Linked DNA regions of Mus musculus: regions 1, 2, 3, 4, 6 and 7 are each linked to region 5. A link is a loop called in an ENCODE intact Hi-C map of the cell type or tissue named here. Cell type or tissue: heart. All regions are shown on one strand. Region 1 overlaps Ulk4 (unc-51-like kinase 4). Region 2 has its middle 64 kb from the start of Gm39458. Region 3 has its middle 60 kb from the start of Gm39459. Region 4 holds the start of Gm19385 (predicted gene, 19385). Region 5 holds the start of Gm34323 (a long non-coding RNA gene). Region 6 has its middle 15 kb from the start of Gm39457. Region 7 has its middle 13 kb from the start of Gm39459.

Evidence for each region. A loop is a pair of places that touch in the nucleus more often than their neighbours do. Peaks named below come from ENCODE experiments on the same cell type or tissue, not always from the same donor. Only the 100,000 strongest peaks of a DNase experiment are listed, where the experiment ranks them.
Region 1: a loop joins it to region 5, with 3.0 times the contacts of the local background. A loop is called at or near these places in 8 of 42 quality-filtered maps.
Region 2: it touches region 5 in a loop (4-fold over the local background); 9 of 42 quality-filtered maps call a loop at or near these places.
Region 3: it touches region 5 in a loop (8-fold over the local background); 11 of 42 quality-filtered maps call a loop at or near these places.
Region 4: a loop joins it to region 5, with 2.9 times the contacts of the local background. A loop is called at or near these places in 2 of 42 quality-filtered maps.
Region 6: a loop joins it to region 5, with 4 times the contacts of the local background. A loop is called at or near these places in 10 of 42 quality-filtered maps.
Region 7: a loop joins it to region 5, with 3 times the contacts of the local background. A loop is called at or near these places in 2 of 42 quality-filtered maps.

What each region holds. Positions count from the first base shown.
Region 1 is chr9:121,106,503-121,110,502 of GRCm38, reverse strand. All of the region lies in intron 31 of Ulk4 (unc-51-like kinase 4), which reads left to right. Among named protein-coding and RNA genes, the nearest start is that of Gm34945, 130 kb to the right of the region's middle. In heart, a CTCF peak has its summit at 2,205 (motif pointing left); a DNase peak (open chromatin) is centred at 2,662; H3K27me3 peaks cover 1,401 bases.
Region 2 is chr9:120,737,565-120,741,564 of GRCm38, reverse strand. No RefSeq gene overlaps it. Among named protein-coding and RNA genes, the nearest start is that of Gm39458, 64 kb to the right of the region's middle. In heart, no CTCF peak of the experiment used is centred here; DNase peaks (open chromatin) are centred at 1,674, 2,164 and 3,374; H3K27ac peaks cover 3,126 bases.
Region 3 is chr9:120,772,712-120,776,711 of GRCm38, reverse strand. No RefSeq gene overlaps it. Among named protein-coding and RNA genes, the nearest start is that of Gm39459, 60 kb to the left of the region's middle. In heart, CTCF peaks have their summits at 865, 1,685, 2,256 (motif pointing left) and 3,255 (motif pointing left); a DNase peak (open chromatin) is centred at 11; H3K27ac peaks cover 1,077 bases.
Region 4 is chr9:120,864,580-120,868,579 of GRCm38, reverse strand. Gm19385 (predicted gene, 19385) reads left to right here and starts at 2,035. Exons shown (of 2, transcript NR_166626.1): 1 at 2,035-2,267. In heart, no CTCF peak of the experiment used is centred here; a DNase peak (open chromatin) is centred at 1,669; H3K27ac peaks cover 1,736 bases.
Region 5 is chr9:120,600,536-120,604,535 of GRCm38, reverse strand. Gm34323 (a long non-coding RNA gene) reads right to left here and starts at 2,666. Exons shown (of 3, transcript XR_003948277.1): 1 at 2,547-2,666; 2 at 427-560. RefSeq lists an enhancer at 3-2,627. In heart, CTCF peaks have their summits at 1,540 (motif pointing left) and 2,900 (motif pointing left); DNase peaks (open chromatin) are centred at 1,545, 1,805, 2,525 and 2,635; H3K4me3 peaks cover 2,209 bases; H3K27ac peaks cover 2,190 bases.
Region 6 is chr9:120,655,189-120,659,188 of GRCm38, reverse strand. No RefSeq gene overlaps it. Among named protein-coding and RNA genes, the nearest start is that of Gm39457, 15 kb to the left of the region's middle. In heart, a CTCF peak has its summit at 2,032 (motif pointing left); DNase peaks (open chromatin) are centred at 328 and 2,008.
Region 7 is chr9:120,845,509-120,849,508 of GRCm38, reverse strand. No RefSeq gene overlaps it. Among named protein-coding and RNA genes, the nearest start is that of Gm39459, 13 kb to the right of the region's middle. In heart, no CTCF peak of the experiment used is centred here; no DNase peak of the experiment used is centred here; H3K27ac peaks cover 353 bases.

The DNA.
Region 1 (4,000 bases), 510 kb before region 5:
GGAGCCTGTGCTGGCTGTGGAGCAAAGAGTAAACTACAGACCGTTTTAGATTTGCCCCGACACAGTGCGTGGCTGCTAGCCGTGCATCTCGCTGGCTGCTAGCCGTGCACCTCGCTGTCCTTGGGGGTGTGCATCTAGATGGCTCCGCTGCAGCATCCTGCTGGGTATGGACAGCTTAGCCGTCTGTCAGTCACACAAAGCACTAAACATGATTGACATCCATGAGACAGCAGCTGGACTGAGGCTAAGGGCTGAGGTGAGGTGATGGATAACACAGGACAGCAACACAGGGAGGGTGGAAGGTGCTGCCTGGCTGATTCCGGTCTTTCCAGCAGGTTTGGCGTGACTGCAAGCCTGTAACTACAACATAATGCTCATCTCACAGACACAAATATAAAATGAGACTCCCCCCCCCGCCAAATTGCAGAATGGCGAGATCTTAGATGGTCCATCTCTTATTAATCTCACAGGGGGCTCATATTGGAATATAAATGGACCTTATTTGTGCTTGCAAATCAAATCACCATGAAAGGTTATTTCACGAGACAGAGGCAAAATCATAATAAAATAATTTAGTGAAAACTGGAGCTGAGAATGTGCTTAATGGAACATGATGGGGTTTAATTTCCTTACTATTTCCATCATTAAAGCTCCATTATCTTTCCCGAGACCTCATTTAGGCATCCTGTCACAACGCGTCTCCGAGATGTTTCTGGGGCACACAGGAGGCTGGGGTGCCATTAGGACAGAAACCACTAATGCTGTCCCTCCTTTCATTTCTGTGCTTTGATGGCCGTGCCTGTCATCTGAGCTACATGCCTGCTCACTCTCACCTCATCTCCCGAAAGCCGTGCGTGCGTGCGTGCGTGCGTGCGTGCGTGTGGTCTTCAAAGGAGAGAAGTGTGGCTCGTAAGTCCAGATCAGAACCAAGTCTTATCGCTCAGAGAGTCCCAAGGTGCAGAGGCTCCACGGACTCCAGCAGGTCCACCTTGAGTCCCCATCTTAATCATAACCACAGCTGAGTGAGACTTGACCACAAGACCGCATCCGGTCATCAACAGTCACAGCAGACCTTTCCATTTCACACTTTGGTGGTGGGTGGTGTGTTTCTTGTTGGTCTTGAACTCCATCGAGTCCTAAAGTAATTGATACCTTAGGCATTGATTGTACATGTGTGTGCATGCACACATGTGATCATTCTTATGTCTGTGTGTATGTGTGTTTGTGTGAGTGTTGGCATTGAGTAAGGCTCACTGCTTTCCACCTTGCTGGATCTCCACGGGGTCTCCATTGACCTGAGGCTTGCTTCCAGCTAGGCTGGCTGCCTCGCTCCCCATGTCTGCCCATGCATGCTAGTCCCAGCTTTTAAGAAGGTGCTGGGGGGTTGATCTAGGTCCTCTTGCTTTCACGGGAAGTGATCATACCCACTGAGCGTCTTCCAAGCCCTAGGCGTTCATTCATTTTTACCCACAGTTTCATGTGGTAAGGTTGAATGTCTTTCTGCTGCAAACACCCCGGTGCTCGGTCTGTGGAGCCATGCCTGGTGCTGTTCCCTAGAGTCCCTTTCTTTTCTGCGTCTGCAGTTTCCACTGCCTGCTTGTTCCAGCTCTCACTGGCCTCACCTGGCCAAATCCTCGGTACTTCGTCCCATGACCCTGCAGGGTGTGGCCTGGCCATCCTTCAGATAGGACCCTACCCCCACCCCCCCAAGGAACTTGATTGGGGCCTGAGCCCAGAGTGAGGCAGGCAGGCAGGAGCTGGAATAAAGTGTTGCTTCCTTTGGCATTTTCTAGTCTAGGTCAGTCACAGGTGGCTGTTTACTTTTTCAGGTTGGTGACAATCCCAGCTGAAAAGCAACCTGGAAAAGATGGCTGGCAGTGTTGCCTTGAATCTGCCACCATGGTCCTTGATGGTGTAGGCCTTGATCCACGAACAATAAAACCAAAGTGTTTCTACATCTGGGTGCAGGTTTGGGGTTCTCGTGTGGAGTCTCAAGAGAATCTGCCACACTCTGCTTGTCTCACAGACTGTAGCGAGCAGGGCAGGTGACTCGGGGTGATGGTCGGTGAAGAGATGGCTGAGCAGCTACAGCATGAACGCCCCCCCCACCCCCAAGGACTTGTGCGCAGATCCCAGGACCTACCCTGGGCAGCTGCCAAGCTTTTGTAAATCCCAGTCCCAGGGGATCTGGCGCCATCTTCTGGACTGTCCAGGTACTGCATGCATGTGTCTGTCTCCCTGAACGAGCCTGAGCCTGTCTCCCTGAGGCAGAGTTCACACTGAGCATCCGCAGCTCACCAGAATTCACAGGCAGACAGTGCCCTCATGGCGGCGGTGGGCAACAGTACAGTAGGAAAGAAGCAGTTTTGGCACATGTGATACACCAATCAAGAGACAATCATGTGTGCACGCTTGCATTTTTTCTGGTTCATCTTTCCTGCTTCAGGCTGGTCTTTTGCTCAGCACATTGCAGGACAGGTCGATCTGTCAACACTCCAAGAAGATACATAAATGAGATGGCATCCATCTCCAGGGACGCTGGCAGCTTCCCTTGGGCTCCATTGCCAGGGTTCTCTGCCTAAGCAGACTTGGCAGTGGTCCACCATGCTGCCTCGAGGCACACCCCATCAGGAGCCAGGACCATGGAAGCATGTTGCTGGAACTCCAAATGACATGGATATGCCAGGCTAGCAGCCAAGCAACACAGTTAGCCTGCCAGAAGGGCCTGCTCAGCACTGCCACTACTGTGGAGCCAGGGCTAGCATTCTAAGGATGAGCCCAGCAGTGGCTTGGCATCAGTACCTGCTGATTCCGGCCTGCTGCTCTGCCAGGTAGAGAGCTTCCCTCGAGCCCCTGTGGTGCCTGTCAGTCGGATTTAACAGTAGCATTTACTCCCTTCTCTACTGTAATCAGAAATGGGGATGATGTCCACTCTGGCTTCCATCCATACTCTTAGGTTGCTTGCACCATGCACCTTGCTCCAGATGAGAGGAAAGCCTGGGCCCAGGTCTCCTTAGCGCTCGCCCAGCTGTGTCAGAGCTCGCTCAGCACCTGCCAGCTGTCCGCCTCCATCAGCAGAGGAGCTGCTCAGCTTCACCATTCCTGACACAGCAGGTGCCACGGCAGGCACTCCAGCCTCTGCCAGCACGCAGACAGCCTCGAAAGGGGCCCTAATCTTGCCCTTTATTCCCAGGAGTTCCTTGCCTCTCTCCGTGAGGCAAATGGCAAGGCTGATTTTAAACTAGCGGGTGACCTTTGAGTCTCACCGAGCTTGCCTCCTTCCTATCGCCCCTCCCCAAGGGTTGGTGTGTGACTCAACCACAGAATAGTTTCCAAGTTCTTCAGAAGAAAGTTGCCTGGAGTTGAGGGTTGTTGGAGCATTGTCCTGCATCTCCCTGATGCCCCAGCCTTCTGTCTTGGGGTTTCAAGCCGCATCACGGCTCTGGACACAAACAGATCTGTAGAAACAATCTCCCTGGGCTCTCTGTAGATAGATGGGAGTGTTTCATCCCAGCTCTAGCTTCTGTGATAGAAGCTGTGGGAATGATGTGGGAGATTGCATCCTAGACAGTATGGATGGAGAGGGGGATGGATGCTGAGTCTGGTGCGGGAGGAAGCAGAGTCGTACGCTATGCAACTGCGTGGGTTGTATGTAATAGCAGCTACTAGTGGATGAAAGGACCTCATAAAAAGTCACCCGTTGAAAGCAAAGTGTCTTCCCCTCGTGTGTGTTTACCATTGCTGTAAAGACCACCAGCTTCTCAGGGCTCTGACAAGAAGCAAGATGTTTGCAAAGGGAAGTGAGTGTGCACTGTCACACCCCAGAGCCTCGCTTTGAACCCACTGTGGAAGTGTGTGGTCCTAGGTGATTCCAAATCCAGCCAGGTTGACAGTGGAAGTGAACCATCACATTGTGGCATTTTCTTTCCGTCAGACTTCTTGTGCTGACCGCAATGTCTTCTGGGTCTGCTATGGTGGAGTCCCTCCTTTTTAAAGACTG
Region 2 (4,000 bases), 140 kb before region 5:
TCCAGGATTCAAGCTCTATACACAGATATACATGCAGGCAAAATGCCAACAAAGGGAAGGAAGGAAGGAAGGAAGGAAGGAAGGAAGGAAGGAAGGAAGAAAAAACCAGTTCAATAAATTTTATAATAGTAAAATCTATATAGAGGACTGGAGAGACGGCCCAGGGTTAGAGGACCTATTTCTCTTCCAGAGGAGTTGGGTTTGGTTCTCAGCATTGACATCAGGTGGCTCACAGTTGCTCATAACCTTAACTCTGAGGACACCGCAGGCAGATGGTATGCATAATCTCATTCAGGTATACACACAAATAAATCAATCTTTAAAAGTTATGTGCAACAGGAAACCAGCTTTTACATGTTGCCCAGCCTCTGCCAGCAGAAAACAATTCAGGTTTCTGACCAGATACTATTTCCTTAAGTGGTCTCACCCTTATCCTTGCTACATTGTTTCTGTAGCTTCCTGAGGTCCGCCTGGTATGCGGGCAAACACAGTGAGTCAAACAGACGCCATACTGGAAGGCTGTGGCACTAAACTTCTACTTAGGAAAAAAATAAAGTTGACCTCAGAAAATAGTGACCTCCTTTGAATTCACCATGAGTTGTGTCAGGCCGCTGGGGCTGAGTGAAGTAGTTCAACTTTGTGATGGCTATAAGGGAAAAATTTCCTAGCTAAACAAACATAAAGCAAGGGGTTACATTTAGCTATTTCAGGGTGTCATTTTTCAAGCCCTTTAATGAAGGCTATGTGAATGTACAATGAATTAGACATTAATCAAAGCAGTTTGTTTTTCTTTTTTTTATTATTTCCTGTGTATGTGTATACATGTGTGTGCTTGTTTGCATGTATGTATGCATATGTATGCATGTATGTATGCATATGTATGCATGAATGCCAGAGGCCAGCATCCCAGATGTCTTTCTCAAATGACATCCATCTTTACTTTTGGAGACAAGGTCTCTCTTTGAACTGAAAGTTCACCAATTTCAGCAAGACTGGCTGTCCAGGAGGGTCCTGGACTGCTCCTGTGTCAGCCCTGCCCCTTCAGCACGGGGATTACAGATGTTCGCTTCTGTGCCTGATTTTTGGAGGCTGACCTCAAGTCTTTAGGCTTGCACAGGAGATACTTAACTGCTATCTCCCTCACCCTCAGCCCTAATTATGAGCTGAGAATCTGGAGCCAGCAAGGAAATGGGGCCACTGAGTAGTAGGAGGGAATGCCTGTGCTGTGTACTGTAGATAGGGTCCCACCTGACTGGAACTTTGCTTTGATTGGAGGTCCTCTTGTGACTCCAGAGAGAGGCTGACTGCAGATCAAACTTCTAAGATAGGGAGGTCTGGACAGACAATCTGCTGATTCGATGCCATGTGGGGTTTGAAAGCTCTGCTCCAGCTACAGGCCCAGGTTATCTCCCAATTCGGAGGTTTCCCTACTCCTATCAGAGGGGCTACAGCAGTTGAAGGGGATGATTGCAGCCACAGAAAGGAGGAGTTTTTAACGGACACTTGCTTCACAATTCCCTAAGCCCTGGGGGCCCTGGCCCTCCACGGAGCAGAGCTTTATTTACCTTTCTGTTTCATGATGGAGAAAACATCCCTGTGCCAGCTCTCCACCCTCCAGACCCAGTCAGACTGCGGTGGTGGGAAATCTCTGGGGAAGCTGGCTTTGCAACTGTGAAGGAATGCCTTTGTGAGAGAGGATCCTGCCCTGTGCACAGGCCAAAGGGGCTGCAGAGTGGAATTTTCTCTCTTCCCCTTTCTGGCAGGCAGACAGACCCTGTCTTCAAAGTTCGCAGGAAAGGTATGTTTTGACAAGCACACACATACTGCTTCAGAAAAGCCACAGAGGCAACGCCTTTGTTGCCCCAGAGCCCACTCCCTTCCACGCAGGAGGTGAAGCCCTTTCAGAAGCCGCATAATGGAAACCGAGCCTGAGTTTGCTTGTACTGTTTCCCCGAAAGTACATAACTTCCATTCTGTGGTTCCACACAGCACATTCGCCCTCCTCACAAATGCAAACCCTGGCAAGGCTGTTTGTCCAGCCAGCCCGGGACTGGCAGGGAACACGAAGTTTGGCAGGACTCATGAGGCGTCTTTCTGTAGGGCTTTGGTTTCCTGGTCAGTTGAAGCTAGTCCAGTTATTGTCCCAGTGTTCTGCCAGATAAAACATGGGGGAGGGGGGCTTTTCTAGAAGCCTGGCCTTGTGACTGTGGGATGTGAGGAGGGATCATGAGCTGAGCAGAGAAGTAGGAACTCAGGCCAAGGCCCAGGAGTTCTCTTCTCCAGCACGGGCTCTGACTCTGCTCTCTGGAATGTAGACCTATGCCTGACTCACGGCTGGCGCTGAAATTACCTTCACCTTCACACAAGGCTGTACCCTGTAATAGTAGTCCCTCTCAGGGACATGGGGTTAGCATGGTCAACAAATGAATCCCACCTGTAATATAAAGAGATCTAGCATATTTGGAGCCCTGGGTTCGAATCTCAACAATGCATAAACTGTGTAGTGGCTCATGTCTGTAGTCCTAGCACATGGGAGGTAGAGGCAGATGGATCAGGAGTTCAAGACTATCCTTGGCTATGTAGGAAGCTCAAGGGCAGCCTGGGGTGCATGAGACCCTGACCAGAAGCAAATAAATGAAAGAACAGAGAGAGAAAAGCAGCCCATGCAGAGAACCACCCAGGAGCAAACATGAGGTCCAGATCAAGAAAGACAGACCCTGTCCCCTCCCAGCAGGATGGAGAAAGACCCTGTCCCCTCCCAGCAGGTCCCCTGGGCTGCCTTCCACAGTTCTCTGACTTACAGCCACTGGTTAAGAGTCACTGAAACACTGTTTCCAGAACGTTCTCTTTAAACATACATTGTAAATTCTCAAGAGAAGCCAGGGTGGGTTTCTGTTTTGGGACCTTCCATAGAGTAAAGGACCTCGTCCCATCCTAGATTGGCTACATTCTCATGGCTGAGCAGGGGTGCTAAACCCTGAAGCTAGTGGTGACTGATACTTAAAAGTTTGTAGATTCTGTCTCCCTGGACATCACAGCAGCTATTGGATATGGGATCCCAGGGCCCGAATGTGATTTTGTAGATGTGAGAAATGCTGGAAACTCAGGGCTCATTAAACATCAGTGCACAATATTGTTGGGCTTTTTGTTGTTGCTGCTGTTATAAACAACATCTTTGAAAACCTTATACAAATACCTGTATTCAGCCCTGCAGAGGTTGTGGGCAGGAACTTGGTTTCCTTGGAGGTGAAAAGGAGCTACCTGCTGTGGATGTGACAGATCCTCCAGTCTGCCCCAGCATCTGCAGTCTGACCTAGCCAGGCTGCTCCTAACCAATCTTTTCTCTCCCTAGTCATGTGGCTCAGAAATCATTCCCAGCTTTCCCCAGGGACACACACACTGCTGGCCTCCTGTCTATAAACTCCTCCCCTCTTTGAGAAATCTTACTGCCTCTTATCTGTACAGCTCCAGCTGGCTGGTTGAGCTAAGAGCAGAGAGGTCACTCTCTGAATAGATTATGTAGTTCAGTCTTGAGTAGATCGAGGCTCCTGTGTAGTGGGTTTGTGGCCCACCACCCTACCACACCTATCCAAGTCACAACAGCAGGAATTGGACACTGAATATTCCTGAGTCTATATGCCTATGAAGGCCAACTTTATACACTTATATAGTTGTAGATATGTACGTGTGTATGTGTGTGTGTGTGTGTGTGTGTGTGTATACCACATAAAGCCACAATAGCACTACCCCATTATTTTTATTTGTTGTTTATTTGTTTGTTTTTCTAGACAAGGTTTCTCTGTGTAGCCCTGGCTGTTCTGTAACTCCCTCTGTAGACCAAGCTGGCCTCAAACTCAGAGATCTGCCTGCTTCTGCCTCCACAGTGCTGGGATTAAAGGTCAGGGCCACCACAGCCACCACCACAGCCCGGCTCAATGCTACTCCATTCATATCATGGTTATTTTTAGCTCCCTGAGGTCATCCATGTGCAGATTTAAAT
Region 3 (4,000 bases), 170 kb before region 5:
GGGAATTCCCATGTGTGTCAGGTGACTTATCTTTGGCAACTGTGACACAAGCCAGTTGCTTTATCTCCTGGCAACCACCTCCTCTCCCCACTTCCCCTTTCCCTCCCTCCTTTGTTTCTACAAATATTTGCTGCTTCCAGACAGGACCTTCGACCCCGTGAATAAACTAAACATATAGTTCTGTCCTGTGCAAGTTCCTCTGCACAGAAAGGCACAGCAAACACACAAACAAGCAGGGCAAGTTTAGGGGCACTGGTAACCCAGGGTAGTACTGAACCTGGCTGAGGGGGTGTCTTGCTGGCCTGTGAGCCAGGTGAGACCCACAGAAAAAAAGATTCCAGTGAGGTGAGGTGATGATTTGTAGTCATCTGCAATGTTCCCTGTGTGTGTACACGTGTCTGTCTGTCTGTCTGTCTGTATCTGTCTCTTTGTGTGTTTGTGTGAATGTGGTTCTGTATCTCTCTGTCTCTCTCTCTGGGGGGTGGGGGAGGTAGGCCCTCCTTCTCTGTCAGCAGACCCAGTGATCCTCCGGCCTCTGCTACCCACAGTCCAGGCTGGCATTATGGGCCTGTGTGTAGCCAGGCGTGGCTTTTTATGTGGGTTCTAGGGATTGGAACTCAGGTTCTCCCACTTGTGCAGCAAACGTTCTTACTCTCTGAGCCATCTCTGCAGCTGTAATGTGCACTGGGAGAAGAGACTTGTTTGGGGTCATTTGAGGTTACAAAGTATCCCTCAACATAGGTGTCTGCAGAGGGAGGGCATGGGCAACCTAACAGGCCAGAAGGAAGATGGAAAGTGGTCCATTTCTGAAAGGCTCTGTCCTCTGGCTTAGGCTGCAATGAGCAGATGATCCACCGGGGAGCACTACCCTAGGCACAGCGAGGGATGGGGGACTCAGAATCCCTACTTGCCAGTGGCTTTGGGCACCTGTGACATAGTCATTTACCTCTGGCTTTGTTACATCTCTGGTTTGCACATTAGCCTCATTCTCAAACACAAAGGCCCCCCTCCTTGACCCCAGTTTACTTCCCTATCTGAAGCTAGGAGCTCACTCAGACTTCAAGTCGGTCAACAGTCTATAGTGCAGAGACAAGGAACACCACAGACCCCTTTATCTAGTAGGCAGATACCCTGCCTCCATTCTCTGGTTGGAATATTCTAGAAGGTAAGGACCAGAGGTTGGGCCCTTGCCCATAGCAGGCACCTTGATGCTACATTCAGTGGATCCTTCTCCCTTCCCCGAGTTCTGAGACACCCCCCCCCCCCCGCCCCAGAGGTCACCTGACCAAGCCCTTCTTCTCTGATTCAGGGGAAGCCCGACAGAACACGGCCCTTAACCTTGTCGTGAAATGAAGAGTATCTGTAGGTCCCCTCTCAGCCTCCTCAGAGCACCATCGCTAGGATTTTGGAGTTGCCATTTATACCTAAACCAGAGAAAAGGTGACTTTTTGTTTGTTTGTTTTTAAGGGCTTTGGAAATCTTCTGACAGGAAACAGCTGTCATCAAAGTTAAGCTGTGCAAAGGACTTAGAAACAGAGAAAACTGGGAAGGCTGGAGGGCAATGGGACAGGGTCAGCCAGCAGGGGTGGGTGGGGGCAGCCAAAGGGGGCAGCTAGAAGGGAGTGGGGAGGAACCAGCGAGGGTGAGGGTGGGCTGGCTTAGCTAGTGGGGTGAGATTCCAGCTCAACTCAGGGGAGGGTGCTGTGTGCTCTCCTAATTATAAGGGATGTTTTGTTTTCCAAGATCATAGTGCTAAGAGGGTCAATAGCCAAGAAAAGACTGGAATGATGGATGGGCTGTATGAGACTCTAAAAGTGCTGTGAGAACTTTTTACATTCAGAAAAGCATATTGCAATAAGAAAAAAAAATGGGATTTTATACTTTAAAAACCAAACATAAATAAATTTTTAAAAATTAGTCTTTATTCTCAAGATAACATGCTAAGTGCAGGAATGATTTAGAAAAACCAACAAACAAAAAAAATATTTGGGAAGAGACCCTTTTCATCCCATGGTAACTTTCAAAATTCTTACATTTGTAGTGGGGGGAAAAAAATTCCACGTATGGAAAGAAACTTGTGTATTTGGCAACATGTGATTAATTCCCACATAGATAATTAAGGACACTCCTAATTTCTTTTTTAAATTTTGGGACTGGAGAGATGGCTCAGCAGTTAAGAGCACTTACGGTGCTTACAGGAGACCCAGGTTCAGTAGCTAACAACTACCTCTAACTTCAGTTCCAGAGGCTCCAACTCCCTCTTCTGGCTTCTGTGGGTACTACAACACACACACACACACACACACACACACACACACACTAAATCTTTTTAAGAAATTATTATTTTGAAGTATTGGGCAAATGTAATTAATAAGTGGAGCCAACTGGCTGTGTATTTGAGAGCATGGAGTTTATTCTCAGGGAGAAGGGTTTTTCCCTCATAAGCCCTGCAATCAGGAGCTGGAAGGTCGGCTGGTGGAGTGTGCCCAAGGCAGTTGCAATGCTTTTGACCCTGTGCTGGGCAGATGGCTCAGTAGGTACAGTGTTTGCTACACAAGCAGAGGACCTTAGCCTGAATCCCCAGAACCCACATGAAAAGCCAAGTGTTTGCCTGTTACCCCAGAGCTAGGGTAGATGTGCGACAGGGGTTGGGGTGGAGACAGGAGAATGATGACTAAGGCTAACTCAGTGAGTAATGAGTACAGAGAGAGACCTGGATCATGATTAAATAAATAAGCAGAGGATGATAAAGACTCTAACTTCCACATGTACACACATGTACGCATGCACCTGCACACACATGTACGCATGCACCTGCATACACATGAACTTGCACACATACACAGACACACACACACACACACACACACACACACACACACACACACATAAATACTGATAATAATAATCCTCACTGGTTACCTCAAACCTGTAGCAAATCCTGCTCTCCACACATCACTGTTCTTATTCTTTGGGCAATGAAAACAGAAAAATCAACCACAGGCAGCTGCTGTGACATCATCTAGGGTGAGGCAGGGTCATGAAGCCAGCAAAAGTCGAGGTGAGATGAGAGAGTTTGGTGGAAGAGGATGTGCTAGTAATTCTCTGCTAAAAGAAATCCAGGAAGGGGGCTGGAGAGATGGTGCAGCAGGTAAGAGCACTGGCTGCTCTTCCAGAGGTCCTGAGTTCAAATCCCAGCAACCACATGGTGACTCACAGCCATCTGTAATGGGATATGATGCCATCTTCTGGTGCATCTGAAGACAGCTACAGTGTTTTCTCAAACATTAAATAAATAAATAAATAAATAAATCTTTTAAAAAAGAAATCCAGGAAGGGCCTTCATTTCTGGCAGGGGTCCCGTGGGTTTGTGTTCCTGGATTTTATAAAACACCAAGACACCAAGGGTAGGGGGAACATGATATAGTAAGACCTTAGATAGTAGACTGATAGAGTCCCCAAAAGAGACGCAAGAAAAGTTCACAGATCAGCAAAGAGCCCACCAGTTTGGGGAAGTTTTTTAATTCAAGTTTATCAGAGAAGTAACAATTAAAATTTAAGTATTGCCTCTTTTTTAAAATCCATCACACCTTTTAAAAAGACTTTTAATCTTTGAAAAGAGTAATTTTAATTAAAAGTTAAAAATTAATTTTTAAAGGGTTTTTAGTTTATGTGTGTGTGCAGGAGTGAATACCACGTGAATACAGCATCTCAGGGACCAGAAAAGAGGAACGGGAGCCCTGGCACTAGAGTTAAAAGCCATTGTGAGCTGTCATGTGGGTGCTGACAACCAAACTCAGGTCCTCTGCAAGAGCAGCGAGTGGTCTTAACTGCTGAGCGTCTCCCCAGCCTCCTCATTCATTGCTCTTAAAATGCAGGAGCTTCTGTGATGAGCTCCTGAGTGGTAGCAAGACGCGGGAGAGGAGGTCCTGGGGCCAGACTCCATGTGACAGCTCGAAAGTTGTTCACAGACAAAAGTGCTCTGTGTCAAACGTGGGAC
Region 4 (4,000 bases), 260 kb before region 5:
GGCTGAGGAGGTGGGACTGCTATGGGTAAGGCTACCCAGGGTCCCCATTTTGTATCTTCCCAATCGAAACCACAGAGGAGGAAGTGGTAAGAGGGAAGATCTTTGTCTTCTTTTCCCAGAATACAGCATGAGAGCACCGTGGGGGCTGGGGGTACACTTGTGGTACCCCACCTGTGATGCTTTGATGTCTGATGATACAGTTGATGTCCACGTGTCTGTCTAAGACAGCAGTTTTCAACCTGTGGGTCTCAACCCCTTTGGGAGTCAAGTATCAGGCATTTACATTATGATTCATAATCATAGCAAAATTACAGTTATGAAATAGCAACAAAAATAATCTTATGGTTGGGTGTCACAACAGCATGAGGGACTGTGGTAGAGGGTCTCAGTACTAGGGAGGTTGAGAACCACTGGTCTGAGAACTTCTATCCCATGTGTGTTTGAGTGTTTGGGGTATCGTGGAGCAGGTGGACAGAGGCCCCAGTGTTCTTGTCCTGTGGGTGGTCCTTCTCTCAGGCATGCTCTGTGTGCTGTCCCAGACAGGCCTGATGGGACTGGGCTCCAGTTTTCTACTGAAGCAAACTGATTGTTAGCACCTTAACATATTGTCTTTTTCTGTCTCATTTCCCAATGACTATTCTAGAACTTTCTCAAATTAACTTTCAAATAAACGACTACTTCCTTCAAATGCTATATGCAGGGGCAGGGGCTAGCCCAACAGGACAGCTTTCTTTCAGTTTCTACATGTCTCTACCAGTGGGGTGTGTGGCCATTCTGCTTTGGGATTCATAGGGACCACCCAGGGAACTTGAGGAACAGAGCAGCTGTCACTCATAAGCAACAGGAAAATCAGAAAATCATGGGACCGGGGACACATTGTGTGAATTAAATTCCCCCAATCAAATTGAAAACCCTCAAAGCAAACCATGAGGAACAGGGTGAGCCTGTTCTACTTGGGCTCTTCCAAACTCTAAGTGGCCATGGTCACTTACAAGATGGGGTATAGATGGCAGAAATGCAGATGGATGGCTGAGAGCTGGGATCTTTAAAAAAAATAATTAATTAATTAGTTAATTAATTAATTAATGTGTGTGTGTGGTTGAGCATGTGCTTTGAGACACATCTGGAGGGCTGAGGACACTTTCAGGAGTCAGGTCTCTCTTATACCATGTGGGGATCAGAGATCAAACTCAAGTCACCGGGTTTGTATCAAGCATCTTTACCTACTGAGCCATCTCACCAGCCTGACCCTGAGGTCTTATGAAAGGGTTTGGGAGAGTCTAATTGTTGAAGAAGAGACGCTGGGGTCAGGTCCCTATTTTCCCACATCCTATGTGTGTCATTCTGAGCCACATGGCTTAACTTCTCTGAGCCTCATTTTACACAATACGTAAATGGAGACTGACACTAGGTATATTCTCCTTCTGTCTCTGTCCTCCAAGGACCCACTGAAACCTGACAGAGGCCAGGATTAGGGTAAAGAGAATCTGAGAGCGACAGTCACTCCAGTCAGGCTGCTGCAGCCCATCACATATAGCCAGTCTGCCTCTGTGGGCGTGAGAAGGAGACATAAATGCTGCTGGCCATTAAGCACGAGTTAGACATGCCATCCTGCCAACACATTTCAAAAGTGCATATCACAAGGCCCTTGTTGAGCCCTGGCAGTCAGCCAGGCCAGACCACAAAAGGATGTTGTTTCTCTGCTGGAGCTCCTGGGTGGCCAGACGGGCCAAGGCACTGCATTTCTGTAGTGTATAGGGCTCTTTGGTGGCTTCCTGCCTCCCAGCCATCCCTTTTCCTGGTGGCCCTGTCACAGACATCCCAGTAGCAATGCCTGAGTCAGCCAGGAAAGCCCCCCTTTACCTGGCCCTTCCCTGCATCACCAGAAACAGCAAGCAGAGTGACTTCACACAAAGCTTTCACTGTGGGTTCGGCAGCCATTTCTCTCCCCCCCCCCCCCCAGTTTGGCGTTTTCTCCCCTTGAAGGACTCAGGAAAAGGTTCTTTTATCTACAGTTGGTAGAAATCAGCTTCTGTCTGTGTCACAGAAGTCTGACAGACAGCCACAGTCAAGAGATGGCAGCAGGCATGTGATGCGACCAGCTGAAGCAGGCCTCCTTCCCAGCAGACCATCTGCAAATATTTATGGAGGCTCTACTGTGTGCCAGCTCTGTGCCCAGGTCTGCGGGGCACACAGGCGTCCTGTGTGAAACAAGGAATGTATGTTAGGAATGGGAAGACTAGTGGACATGCAGGAAATGGAGAAAGGTAAGCCCTATGGCCCCTGACTATGCTCTTAATGCTTGGGTTTTCAGGGTAGAACAAGTCAGCACACAGAACACTGCCACGGTGCCTCGGTAACTGGGTGTGCTCTGGGAGTCTGTAGGAACTGGGGAGTGTGTGTGTGTGTGTGTGTGTGTGTGTGTGTGTGTGTGTGTGTGCACGCACAAGTGTATATTGATGGGTGTGAATACAGATGCATACACACCACAGTGTAAGAGGGGAGGTCATAGGACAACCTCAATGTCAATTTTCCTCTTCCTTGTTTGAGACAGGAAGTCATATAGTTTGAAGCTTTGTGGTCCAGGCTGTTTGGCCTGTGGGCTTCGAGGAACCTCCCGTCTTGCAGTCAGAACTCAGGGTTACAGACACACACACCACTGCCCCTGGTTCCTGTGGGTTCAGGGGATCTGAGCTCAGGCCCCTCACCCTGGCACTGTGAGCACTTTCCCGACCGAGCTATCTCACCAGCTGCTTTTCCAAAGTTCCATGACTACTGGAACTTCATCTCCCAAGAGGTGTCTGCTCATCTCACCTGGCTACCTGCTGACTGGATCACGTGGTTATTTGTGTCTGATTTTTGAAGTTCTTCATATATTCTACAAATATGACCAACTGTGACTCCATAGACCACAGGCCCAGCTGTCTTGGAGATGGGTTCGTGGGTTGAGAGTGGATTTGTTGGCGTTCCTTGGAAGGGGTGAAGAGCCTGATGTCGGTTACATCTTTTTCTACTGAGAGCCTCTCTCAGGTTTCCTCTTCTTCCCTTTCCTTACCTCTCTCCCTGTCTCCCCCTCCTTCGCTTCTTCTCTCTAACACCCAAACCCTGCCCTCCCTAATTGGATTAGACCTCGGCCTTGGACCCCTCACTTGAGGCTTTTTTTCAGGCACTGGAAGGCAGCCCTTCTTACTCTGTTGTGATGTTATTTTCGACAAAACTGCCTTTTGGTAAATACTTTTTGAGCCAATCTCACTGAATTAAGTATCTGGGTCATTTGAATTTCTTCTCCAGGAAATAATTACGGCCTTTGGGAAATGGAAAGTGTGCTTCAGTCTTGTGAGCTGTGAGAAAAGATCAGCCCACTCTCCTGTGCTACCATCTTCCATCTCTATGTGACCTAGGGAACTGAACTAACAGTAACCCCCCTCTCAGGGTCCAGAGATGCTGTCAGTCTCTAGGGAGGTCCCTTGGCACTCAAGGTGGCTGTAGAGAAGGAATGTGACATTCCCTGCCTGTGAGAGTTGTGACTTTCTTCCATGTGGCCAAGTTCCTTCTCTCTCTCTCTCTCTCTCTCTCTCTCTCTCTCTTTCTCTCTCTTCCTTTCTTTGTAATAACATTCTGTGTATCTCTGTCCCACCTTTAGAAGATGAGTTATCCAATAAGTGGCATCATTACCATGAGAAGGACCAGTGCTTGCTTCACAGGGCAAGCTGGGTGTCTCATCTGTGCAAACTGAGGCACTGACAAGAGAGCTAAAGGGATGCTGAGCCCACAGCAGCCTGTGCAAGGGAGGCTGCTGTGTGTGCACTTGTGCAAATCACAGACACCACGCCAGTATCCTGCAGTTATTGGGCAGTGTATGAGAACAGCAGCCTGGCAGCTGGGTTGCAGCCGGTGTGTCAGAACAGCTCAGTGCCCTCTATGCAATTCTGTGTGACCAGCTGTTAATGTAGTGGCAAGAGAAGACATAGAGGAGGTGGCAGCTGGGCCTGCTCCTTTA
Region 5 (4,000 bases):
AATCACAAAGGCAAGAACCAGCACACAGGATAGGAAGGACTTGCTCAGTGTCTCCTGGGAACTGCAGTTGGAGACCACACTCCGCCCCACCATCCAGAACTGAAGCCCAAATGGAGGGGAGCAGAGCAGGAACCCAAGGGCTACAATAAATACTGGGAAAAAGAGTGAAGAGCTACCCCAGGATGTTGAGGAAAGACAAAAGACAGGGGAAAGGCAAAAGGCAGGGTTGAGACAGCCACCTGAGGACCAGCTCAATCTAAAGGCAAAGCAGGAATGGGGGCGGGGACGGGGACGGGGACGGGGGCTGGGGGTGCTCAGCTGCTCAGGATCGAGGTGAGAGGCTTAGAGAGGAGCAGTCTGTGCTGAGCTCTAGGGCATCTGTGAGCGGGGCCCCTCCCACCCATCAGCACCAGCTAGGAAGCTCACCTGTACAGGTGGGGCTCTTCGTGTCCACACAGGCCTTTGCCTTAGGTAGGAAGTTCCGTGTCTATTTTGGGCCACCAGCCGCCCCAAGTAGTGGTTATTCGTTCACGGGCAGGACAGAGCTTCCAGCCTGACCTCTGGAAAGGAGATCGCTAACAGTTGCTGAGACTTATGATCCCCCCGCCCCCCACCATACACACACACACACACACACACACACACACACACACACACACACACACACCTTCGTAGCCACAGGCCACTAGAGTCAGAATGTGTCACTTCCCACAGAAGCAGTGACTAGGAGCAGCTGTTAAAGGTGGTGGACCCTCCTTAAGGCTTCCCTCCCAGCCCCCGGGTTCTATCCCTCAGAAGCCTGGGGCCACCCCGCAATACAATCTTACAGTCATAGCTTCACCTTTCAAAGAAAGATATTTAAAGATGTGGGAAGAAAGGGGGAGGGAACGGGACAAGGGGCCGCTCGGGCTTTGGCGGACTGATTTCTTTTCGTGGGGGCAGGGAGGGGTGGTCTTCCTCTGTTTCACCCCCACCCCCCAAAAAAACCGCCAGCGACTGAAAACTGGTTTTGGATTTTAGATTTTTCTAATTTCAGATCAACGAGATTATGTGTTTACAGTCATCTCGAGTCAAATCAAATCTAAACATGGGGAGTTATTGTAGATTCGTGGGGTGAAGAAGTGGGGGGGGGAGCTTTGAGTCACATGACTTTTATGCGGCAGAAACTTAATGAGAAACACACCACATTCCCAGAACCCTCTTTCTAGTCTGGGCTCCCGCAGAGATAAAAGGTCACAAGAAGAGATGGAGGGAGCGGGCAGGAGCCTGTGGAGCCGGGAGGCGCTGTTTGACTGGAAAGTAGGCCCAAATTTCATCCGAGCTGCTATCGGCTGATAGTCTAACTGATTATTTTCTTTGAATGCCAGATGTGAAGAGCCTTCATAAAGGAACCTCAAACATCATCCATTTAAAAACAAATCGACCCAAGCAGTATGCATTGTGGCACAAAAGGGAACTTTGCAATTCCAGACTGTAGGGAAAGCCGAGCAGCCAGGCTGGGAGAGAGGCCCGGCTGAGACTGCATCCCACTGCTGCCCCCTGCAGGCCGTGAGCCACAGAGCAACCGAGGGAACCGGGCGGCTCGCCCTGGGTCAGCAGATGCAGTCGGAGCCTGGAAGGATGGCTGCAGAGTTCTGGGCTGGGCGTCTGCACACGCACAGCCTCTTACGATCACTAACGCTGCAAGGTGGAGACCTCAACCGCTTTTACAGGAGAGAAATTGCATAAGTCTGTGAACTGAGGGTCGTTATCAGGAAGCTGGCTTATCCAGCCCTCCTCCACACTTCAGTGTCTCTTCCATGGGCCTGTGTCCAAGGATCTCCATCTCAAGGCTCCTGTGTCCAAGCTAAAGCCAATGCACCCAAGAGGAATCTGGCCCGATGCCCCAGCCATGTGCATGCAACTACACTGAGGATACTAACCCCTCCCCCGCACACTGTACTTCTGGAGACAGGCTTCATCCCTAAAACATCTTAAACTGCCAAGCCAGAGTTCAAAAAGACTTGCAGAGCTAAGAACATCGGAGCCACCTCTGATTCCAGCGTCCTACTCCTCTGCATTTGTATGCAAGCACGCACCGCCCTGGCTGTTCATTTTTACATCCAGAGACTGACTGTATACACCGTGCACAGTCCTGGGTGCACTACAGGTCACTATCAGTCACTGGGGCCCAGTAACCTCTAGGGCTGGGCCTGGCAAGGCCGTTCCAAGTGAAGCACCGTGAAGTCAATGTGGGGCCCGCGGCAGCCAGGCCCCGCTCTGCGCTCTCCGGTCCTGCTTCCAGAGACACTGTATGAGATTGGTCTAAGGCTTGTCGTGCCTCCTGAGTATTTCTTCCTTTGCTGAGAACCCTTAAAGGGCACCAGCCTCATCTCTCATCACGACTCCTAGTCCGGTGAGCTGGGAGTCGATCTGCTCCCTCCCATCACAAGGCCTTTGCCCCAGGTTCCTCTATGGCTGTCTGACCTGTCAGTCAAGTCCTTCTCCACACACTGTTTCTCCCTTCCCCCATGCCCCACCCCTGCATTCCTCCAGTGCCCACTGACCTCTCGTCACTACACCTCTGGCCACCTTCCTGTCCTCAGTGCTCTGGAAAGCATTCAGCAAATATTTGGCCACTGTTCCGCAAACGACTTCTCATGTACAAATAATCCCTAGTGGTCAGGGACTGCTCGAGACCCCACCTGTGTGTCTGTTTGCTTTGGGATTGTCTCAGACGTTTCCTTCAGTAACACGCCTTCCTCGGGGCTAGAGACAGAGGCTATTTTAGCCCAGTGTTAGTTGGTCATAATGACCTGTGGCCAGTCCAGGGAGGAGGCAAGGCCAGCGACTCCACAGGTTTTCCCTATCTCTAGGAAAAACTCTCCTATTACCAGCCTGGGCCGGCATCTGAGCACCACCTAGTGGCAGGTGTTGGTCATGGCATCCACTTTGCCGGCCCTTCCACAGCCTTTTCGGATAAAACGAACACTTGAAAAAGTTCCACAATACCTCGTCCTTGAGAATCGTAAGGAAGCCCAGTAATATGGGTAACATTAAACTGTTGACAAAACATGTCAAATGCTTGACTGAACAGCCAGTTCCATTATCTGTTTTAGTATGATTTGGAACACCAAGCATAGAAAAATAATGCAGGCAATGGCTAATTACAGTTTTAGTTGCTTCTCCTGTTAAAACAGTTGCATCTAGAAAGCCTGAAAAGGTGTCAATAGTCACATGTGCATATTTTATTTTTCTAAAGTCAGAAATATGAGTATCTATTTGCAGTAATTGATTAAGTATAAGTCCTTGGGAATTAACACCATTATGTGGTACATGTAGGAATTGAGGAGACTGAGAACGTCTTTACAATTTGACGTGCACATTCAACAAAAATACCAAATTATCATCTCAAGCCATTACTAGTTTGATGAGGAAAGAACGAGATTATATGGCCAATTGTTCTTGTGTAAGGCTTATAATCTGCCTGGGGTACAAATCTGCTGTGGCACTGCCTTCAGGGGTCTTGTCCAGGCAGTCCAGGATGAGTTCTTAAATGTCCAAAGGCAGTCCTTTAAAGGAACAGTACTTTCTCTTAACTTGAGTTGTATATGCATAAACAATTGCAAACTTTGAGAATTAGCAGTATCTAAAAAAAGGAACAATTTCAAGCAATTGTAAGCCCATATATATATATATATATATATATATATATATATATATATATATACACATAATCAGTATACAAATTAAAAGCTTGAGTTTTCAACACTTTGAAAACACTGACTATAGCACGTAGTTCAATTATCTGTGCTGAAGTAGAGGGAAACTCGAAAATCATGAGAATAAACATGTGACCCAATCACGTATACTTCTCTCCCACAGAAGGGCTGTTTATAAATACAGTAGATACATTCTTTATGGGATACATGCATACATTTACAGGGACTACAAAAGCATGCATACAAGAAAAATTTAACAACTTGTCTTTTGGATAATGATTGCCAATTTTACCTAAAAA
Region 6 (4,000 bases), 55 kb before region 5:
AGAGAGGGAAGCTGGAGAAAAGTTTCTGAAAATGTCCCCCTGCCCTTCAGCATCTTTCTTGGAGGAGAGACAGTTCTTGGCAAACAAGAGTCCATTCTCTCCCACTGAATGGAGTTCACACACTTGAACATGCACCTCGTGACATTGGCCTGGCCAACATTTGTCCACATCAGCAGTTGGCAATGGCAGGGATGCTTGAACCCCTGCTTGCAGAGCTTCCTGTTCCCACAAACCCTTGCACCCAAATCTCCTGGTTCCCTCCAGACCTGATGCCTGCTCCTCCCCAGTGGGAGGCCTGGTTGGAACTGTGAAGAAGGAGGCTATTCACTTGGAGCAGTCCTGGATGGCTGTGCACATGGCCCATTCCCAGCACGGATGTTAGGCCCAGCCCTCTCTTCTAAAAGATGGTAGTTTGCCTTGGAATGAGTAATTCTCATACCTGCCAAGTTCAACATGCAGCAGACACAAACCCCACTCTGTTCTCAAGGGGCCCTGCCCAAAGCAAGATAGATGGAGCAGGTCATCTGGCGAACACCACAGTAGAGGCCAGCTCCAGGGCACCTGATGGTGGTGAGGGGAGAGACAGAGAGAAACAGACAGAGAGACAGAGAAAGAGAGAGACAGAGACAGAGAGAAACAGATAGACAGAGAGAGACAGAGAGAAACAGACAGAGAGACAGAGACACAGAGAGAGACAGACAGAGAGATATAGAGAGACAGAGACATAGAGAGACACAGACAGACACAGACACAGAGACAGAGGGAGACTGAAAGAGACAGAGGACAGACAGACAAAGATAGACAAAGACAGGCAGAGAAAGAGAGAAAAGAGAGAGAAAGGACAGACAGAGAGAGAAAGAAAGACAAAGATAGGAAAAGAGATAGAGACAGACAAAGACAGGCAGAGAGACAAGGAGAGAGGACAGACAGAGACAGAAAGACAAAGACAGGTATAGAGACAGAGAGACAGACACACAAAGACAGGCATAGAGATGGAGGAATGAATTGGAGGGAGACATGGAGGGGTTTGAATTTCCACTCACCTCTTTTTCCATCCAAGTTATTTCCCTTTTGCCTTAAAATAGCCACATAAGGCATGGCTGATCCATTTGTTGTTTTAACTGGTCCTTCTTGGGGAAGGCTTCCACAGGCTGCCAGGACCTCAGAGTAAAGTGAGCTCTCCCACACCACTCCCTCTCTCAACAAACCCCAGACAGCAGAGCCAAGAACACCTGCCTGGCCTCCACACCCTGGCCTCCACAGCCTCTCTCCAGAGGGAAAGGCACCAGGCTTAAAAGAAATCAGCCAGGCCATGGAGACAGCTCAGTGGGTAAAAGCACTTGCTGTGCAGATGGGAGAATTGAATTTGGATCCCCAGGACCCAGATAAAGCCAGTGCCTCTAATCTATGGCTCGAGGGAAGGCAGAGATGCCAGGGTTCCTGGAAGCATTGGGACTGGGTAGCCTGGTGTTCACAGCAGTGAACAAGAAAGAGGCCCTACCTTAGATGAGGTAGAAGGCACAGAGTGACACCCAAGGTTCTCCTCTGACCTCTGTGGGCTTACTGCGTTACACGTATGCCAGCACACACACACAATATACACATACACATCCTATGCACACGTGAAGATTTATAGTTTTTGTTTTATGCCTATGGGTCTTTTGCCTACATGAATGTCTGTGCCCCCTTCTGAGCCTGGTGTCAGTAGACAGCAGGAGAGGAGGTCAGATTTCCTGAAACTAGAGTTACAGATGGGTGTGGACTCCCATATGGCAATTGAAAGAACAGCAGAGCTCTTAGCCACTGAGCCATCTCCCCAGCCCCATACAATGATTTAGAAAGACTCACCACCATCGCTGGAACCCGGGGGGGGGGGGGGGGGGAAGTCCTCTTAGCTTCCCTAACCTCCCAGTAGCAAGACCTTAGGAGAGAGAGGAAACTCAGCTGAGACCCTCCCCCAGTTATCCTCTCTCCCTGCCTTGTGTTCCCACTGCTGCCCTCCAGTGGCAGTGAGCAGAGGGCCCCACGATCTCCTGCCTGGTTAACGGCCACCAGGGTAAGAGAAAGAGGCTGCAGGGCCATTTCTGGGTCAGACCGAGACACTGGGTAGCTTTGTATTTGCAGCTAATCTTTATTAATTATTAGAACTTATGAAATAGATGAGTCCTGACGCTTCTATTAGCAACTTAATGGCTGTTTATTAAATTTTCTCCAATTACAGCTGTTTAGTACATCAGAAGGCTGGGATGCCCTATGAACGACCTTGGAAAGAGAAGGCAGGGGCTGGTGTTCCAGGTGACTTTGCTCAGCTGAGCAAAGATCTCATCTTGGGAAGAGTGAAAACTCAAAAGCAGAGACCGTGGTCCAAGAAAGGACTCCACAGGCAAAAAGGGAACTTGTCACGTACTCCAGAGAATGGGGACCATTCAGAGTCTCCCAATGCACGTCTGTGTGCACACATCCATTTCTGTGTATGTTCTCGCGTGTGCAGGTGCGCACGCACACTTGTGTGGAAGCAAGGACAGCCTCGACTGTCAGTCTTTAGGTGCCTTCTATCTTGTTCTTTGAGTCAGCGTCTCCCACTAGCATAGAGCTTTCCAACTGGACTGTGCTGCCTGGCCAGGGAGCCCCAGAGACCCACTTGCCTCTATCTCCCCAGCACTGGGTACAACCATGCACCACCATAGCTGGCTCTTTCACTTGGGTTCTGGGTTCTAGCTCAGGTCCTCAAGCACTGTTGACTGACTGTGCCAGCTCCCCGACCAAGTCGCTCCCTTGGCGTAATTTAAAAAGCTAAATAAATAGTGTGCCTTGCCTTGGAACTCAGTATTCTATAACTGCAGTGGTAAGTCCTCAGATCCACACGTCGCTGAAGAGTCTATGAACCCAAAACCCTGTGTGCCATCCTTCCTGGATGAAGCCTTTTAATCCCCACATTCAGAAAGCCTAATTTCGTTTAAAGAGGGAAGGAGAGAGCTATACTGGCTTCACTGTTTCATCACGTTCAACCAATAATAAGCTCCATCAATGTATCAGACAGTAAAATGGGAATAAATGTAAAATAGGAGCCAATGTTGTCCCCAGGACATACTCCCCAAAGTTAATGAGGCAACTGAATAAAACCAATGAGGAGGTGTTCAAAGGTCCCCGCTGAAGCAAAGGGAGGACACGGGCAGACAGATCTCTGGGAGTTCAAAGTCAGTCTACGCCACATAGCAAATTCCAGGGCTACCCCGAGAGACTCTCGAAAAAACAATGAACAAGTAAGAAAACTTTCAAAAGAAATAAAACTTATGCCACCAAGAACCTAGCATACTGATGAAGAAAGATTCCATAATGTGGGTCAGGTAAGAATGGAAGGTGAGCAGAGCAGTGGTGGCGCACGCCTTTAATCCGAGCACTTGGGAGGCAGAGGCAGGCGGATCTCTGAGTTCGAGGCCAGCCTGGTCTACAGAGTGAGTTCCAGGACAGCCAGGGCTATACAGAGAAACCCTGTCTGGAACACCCCTCCCGCCCCCCCCAAAAAAGAGTGGAAGATTCCAAGGCTTTCAGGGATTCCATTGGAAACAGCCATACTGACAGGTCTTGGAGAAACAGCCCAGTGTGCTGCAAACATCTGAAGAGACTAACTCCCCACCTGGGGCTCCACCACAAGCCAGTCACACAAGCTACAGAACAAAGGTGTTTTCACACATACAAGTGTTTAGTTTCCAACCCCAGGATGAGGGTCTGAGGTGCATATTTTACATATCAAAGCAGACCTGACCTCCAGGTTCTCCTAACATCCCTCAGTTCCTACCTGGCATACACTGCCACCAGCCCTGAACTTTCTCTTTTTTTGGGGGGAGGGGGCTGGGGGGGAGGGGAGGTGTTCCAGACAGGGTTTCTCTGTGTAGCCCTGGCTGTCTTGGGACTCACTCTGTAGACCAGGCTGGCCTCGAACTCAGAAATCCACCTGCCTCTGCCTCCCAAGTGCTGGGATTAAAGGGGTGCGCCACCA
Region 7 (4,000 bases), 240 kb before region 5:
TGGACTCTAACACCTTTGGTGACATCACCATGTATGTGAGGTGTGATGTCCAGGAGCTGGACTCTGTGGACATGTGTCTGTGGGTCTAAGGCAAAGGGATTGGAGTAGGTTCTCTCCTATCCCAACTGGCTTCGATCTAAATGTGACTTGAAGAGAAGGGGGTGGCCAGGGATCACACGGCTGGTGGGTGGGTGGCATCCCTACATCCCTGCAGCAGCTGAACAAGGACTTTACCTCTGGTCATTATGGAGGAACTGAAGATTTTAGATGCTTCAGCATAAAACAGACAGGGCTGATTCATGTTCATTCAGGTGATAAACAGCCTCTCCCAATCAGTGGAGGAGAGATTAGAGCGTGCCTGAAGCTCACAAGCTGGTTTCATGGAGAGACTGTTTCTCTAGAGCTAGATAAAAAGGAATGAGCTAATGGGTCACAGTGGGCCAGACCAGTCTTGCTAAGAACTGTGGTGCCCCTAAAAGGCAACATGACCAGGAAAACCACAGCTCCCAAAACCACCCTACAAAGTAAAAACTTGTGAATGGTCTGGGGATAGAGGGATAGCGTTGGTAGGTCTAAAAAACGGCATGGACATGCAAACAAACAAAATCCCAGAGAATACCATGTTGGGTCCTCAACATTGCTCAGCTAGTAAGATGCTTTCTGCCAAACTCAGCGACCTGAGTTCAGTCCCTGGCAGTCCATGGTAGGAGAGAGAACTGACTCCCACAAACTGTCTTTCGACTTCCACACACCTTCACACACATAGATACACACAGACACAGACACATACACACAGAGAGAGAAACAGAGAGAAACAGAGACAGAGACAGACATACCTTCACACACACATAGACACACACAGATACACACAGAGAGAAACAAACAGACCTTCAGACACACACACACCTTCAAACATACATACACACACCTTCATATATACACACACACATACCTTCACACACAGATACACACACAGACACACACACAGAGACCTTCACACACATCTTTATATACACGTGCACCCCTTTACACACAGAGACACAGACACACACACACACAGACAGACCTTCACACACATCTTTACATACACACACACACCTTCACACACATACACAGACACACACACACTTTCACACACACACAGACACACACATTCACACACAGAGACACACATACACAGACACACATACAGAGACAGACACATACATAGAGACACAGACATACACACCTTCACACACAGGCAAACACACACAAGCACACACAGAGACACACATACACAAACATACAAACAAGCAAGCAAACCATATACTGAGGAGGAAAGAAGTTGGTGTTTATTCGTTTATTTCTCTAAGACAGAGTCTCACATTGGATCTCTGGTTGGCCTAGAACTCGATATGTGTGCCAGGCTGTCCCTGTAAATCAGGATCCTTCTGCCTCATCCTCCTGGATGCTGGGTTGCAGGCATGAGCCACTATGCCTGCTTGCCATCTATAGTCTTAGACGCTGTTGGCCTGGCACAGTTGCACTTGGGGCGCTAGCATTTACTGATGATAAGCATGTGCCTCTGGAGACCCCACGTGCTCCCTGTCTCTGTCTCCTCCTCTATTTCTGTCTGGGCCTCTATATCATTCCAACAGAAATACCAACATATGTTCACCAAGAGATAGTTCTAGATTTTTCATTGCATCCCTATTCATAGCAGCAAGAACTGGATGTCTTCCAAGAGCCCAGCGCTGATAGGATGAGGAACTGTGGGGCATTTAGACCACGAGATGCAATCAGTAGAAGGACTGGACTACTGTCAAGTACCTGCAGCTATGCCAGTGAGCCTCACCTGATGCTGGCAAAAGGAAACAGACACAGACACAGACACACAGACACACAGACAGACACAGACACACAGACACACACAAAGACACACAGACACACAGACACACAGACACACAGACACACACACACACACACACACACGGTACATGGGTGAATTCACAAAGACTAAACAAACCCAAAGGCCAGCCAAGGCAATCATGACTAGAGAAGCTAATATCATAGTTATCCTATGGTAGAGACAAGAGCATGAATGAGCATGAAGGGAGATTCAGAGGCACTGTGGGTGCCAGTGAGAACCTGTGTTCAATTTGCAGAAGACTCACACAGTATCTATGACGTGCAATTTTCTATACAGAGGTGTGCTAGCTAATTTAGGTTGTCGACATGGTGGGATCTGGACCCAGCTACAGACACGCTTCTCAGTGGGTCTGTGAGAATATTGCCAGGAAGGAATGAATGAGAAGACCATACCTCTTTGTGGACAGTACTCTCTGGTAGCTCAGTTATAAGGAAGCAGAGGGAAAAGCAGGTCTGCTTTGCCTATTCACCTTCACCTTCTACTGGTAAGCGCGCCTGCTCTGAAGACTCCAGCTTCTCTGGCTTGCCAAAAGATTGAAGACTGGTGGCTCTCTCTGAGTCCTCTGGCCCTTGGCAGCAGACCAGAATGGTTGAGATATGTAGCCTTGTGGACCAGGCAGCTCCTGACTCTCATCCTGTGTGTGGGCAACCACCATTGGACTACCCAGCCTGCCTAATGCAATCATTCTTTATCCTGTTGGTTCTTCTCTTCTGAAGAATCCTGGCTAACAGCATGGTGACACTTAAGAAATGAGTTAAAAGAGGGAAGCCTCACGTTTACACTCACAACTCATCTTCTCCTCTGACTAAATATTGAAGTCGGGGCTCAAGAATGTGGATCTGAGCCGGGCGGTGGTGGCGCACGCCTTTAATCCCAGCACTTGGGAGGCAGAGACAGGCGGATTTCTGAGTTCGAGGCCAGCCTGGTCTACAAAGTGAGTTCCAGGACAGCCAAGACTATACAGAGAAACCCTGTCTCGAAAAACAAAAAACAAAAAAACAAAAACAAAAGAATGTGGATCTGAAGTTAAGTGATCCCCTTTCTGGAATCTTCCCATGTGTTTCCTCTGGCCATTGTCCTGCCCTCACTTATGAGGCGGCCTCCATGTGTTCTTCCCTCACTGAGGCACTGGCTAAGGCCAGCTGCTCCATGCCTCAGATGTGTCTCTCCATGAGCATCCAGTGGGGTTGTCTCCCTCAGTGCTATGGGCTAGAACGTAGAGTGTTTGTAAACATGCTTTGGCCACAGTCCACACTATGGCCAAGCACCTTCTCTTTCCTCTTCCCCTCCCCCTCCATTCTCCCGGGCTCATTTCTCCTTTTCTCTCTTCCTTTCATCCCCTTCTTCTTTTACTTTACCCTTGGGCTATCTGGGATATTCTGGGGATGTTCTCAGGCTCCCATGATGCTCTGGGATTCATTCCAGACTCTGATTTGTCCAAGAAGGCACACCTGAGTGTGAAAAGTGGCAAGCTCCCAGCAAAGATCATGGTAAGATTATTTATTTTGTCTTCAGTTTTTCTATCTCAATAAAAAAGAAATAATAATGTCTTACCAAAAAAGAAACTCAACTCCCAACATACAATAGATGTTTAATGCATACACACAGTATGCCAACACACAGTAAACGTTTTTTAAAAATATCTTTACTTTGAGTGTGTTGCCTGCATGTATGTATGTGCATGTGTGTATGCATGCACGCCTGGCGCCTATGGATCCAGAAGCCCTGGAACTAGCGTTGCAGGTGGTTGCAAGCTACAGTGAGTGTACTGGGAATGAAAGCTGGGTTTCACGGAGGAGCAGCCGCTGCTGTTAACCGCGGAGCTGCCTCTTCATCCCCACAATAGATGCTGCTGACATCATCATGTGTCTGTGGCATGCTAACACTGGGTGGGCTGAGAGAAGCACCAAACTCCTACGTTAAAATTCCGCACCATCTGAAGCTTTCAGCAGTTTTGTTTTCTACAGCTGGTTATTGGTAACAGTATCATGCTGGCTCTGGGTAGGGACAGGAGAAGTGACTGATTTCTGTGGGCATGAGGTTCACGAGAGGAGACCACATAGCAGCCGAGGTAGGATTCTCAGCTAGACT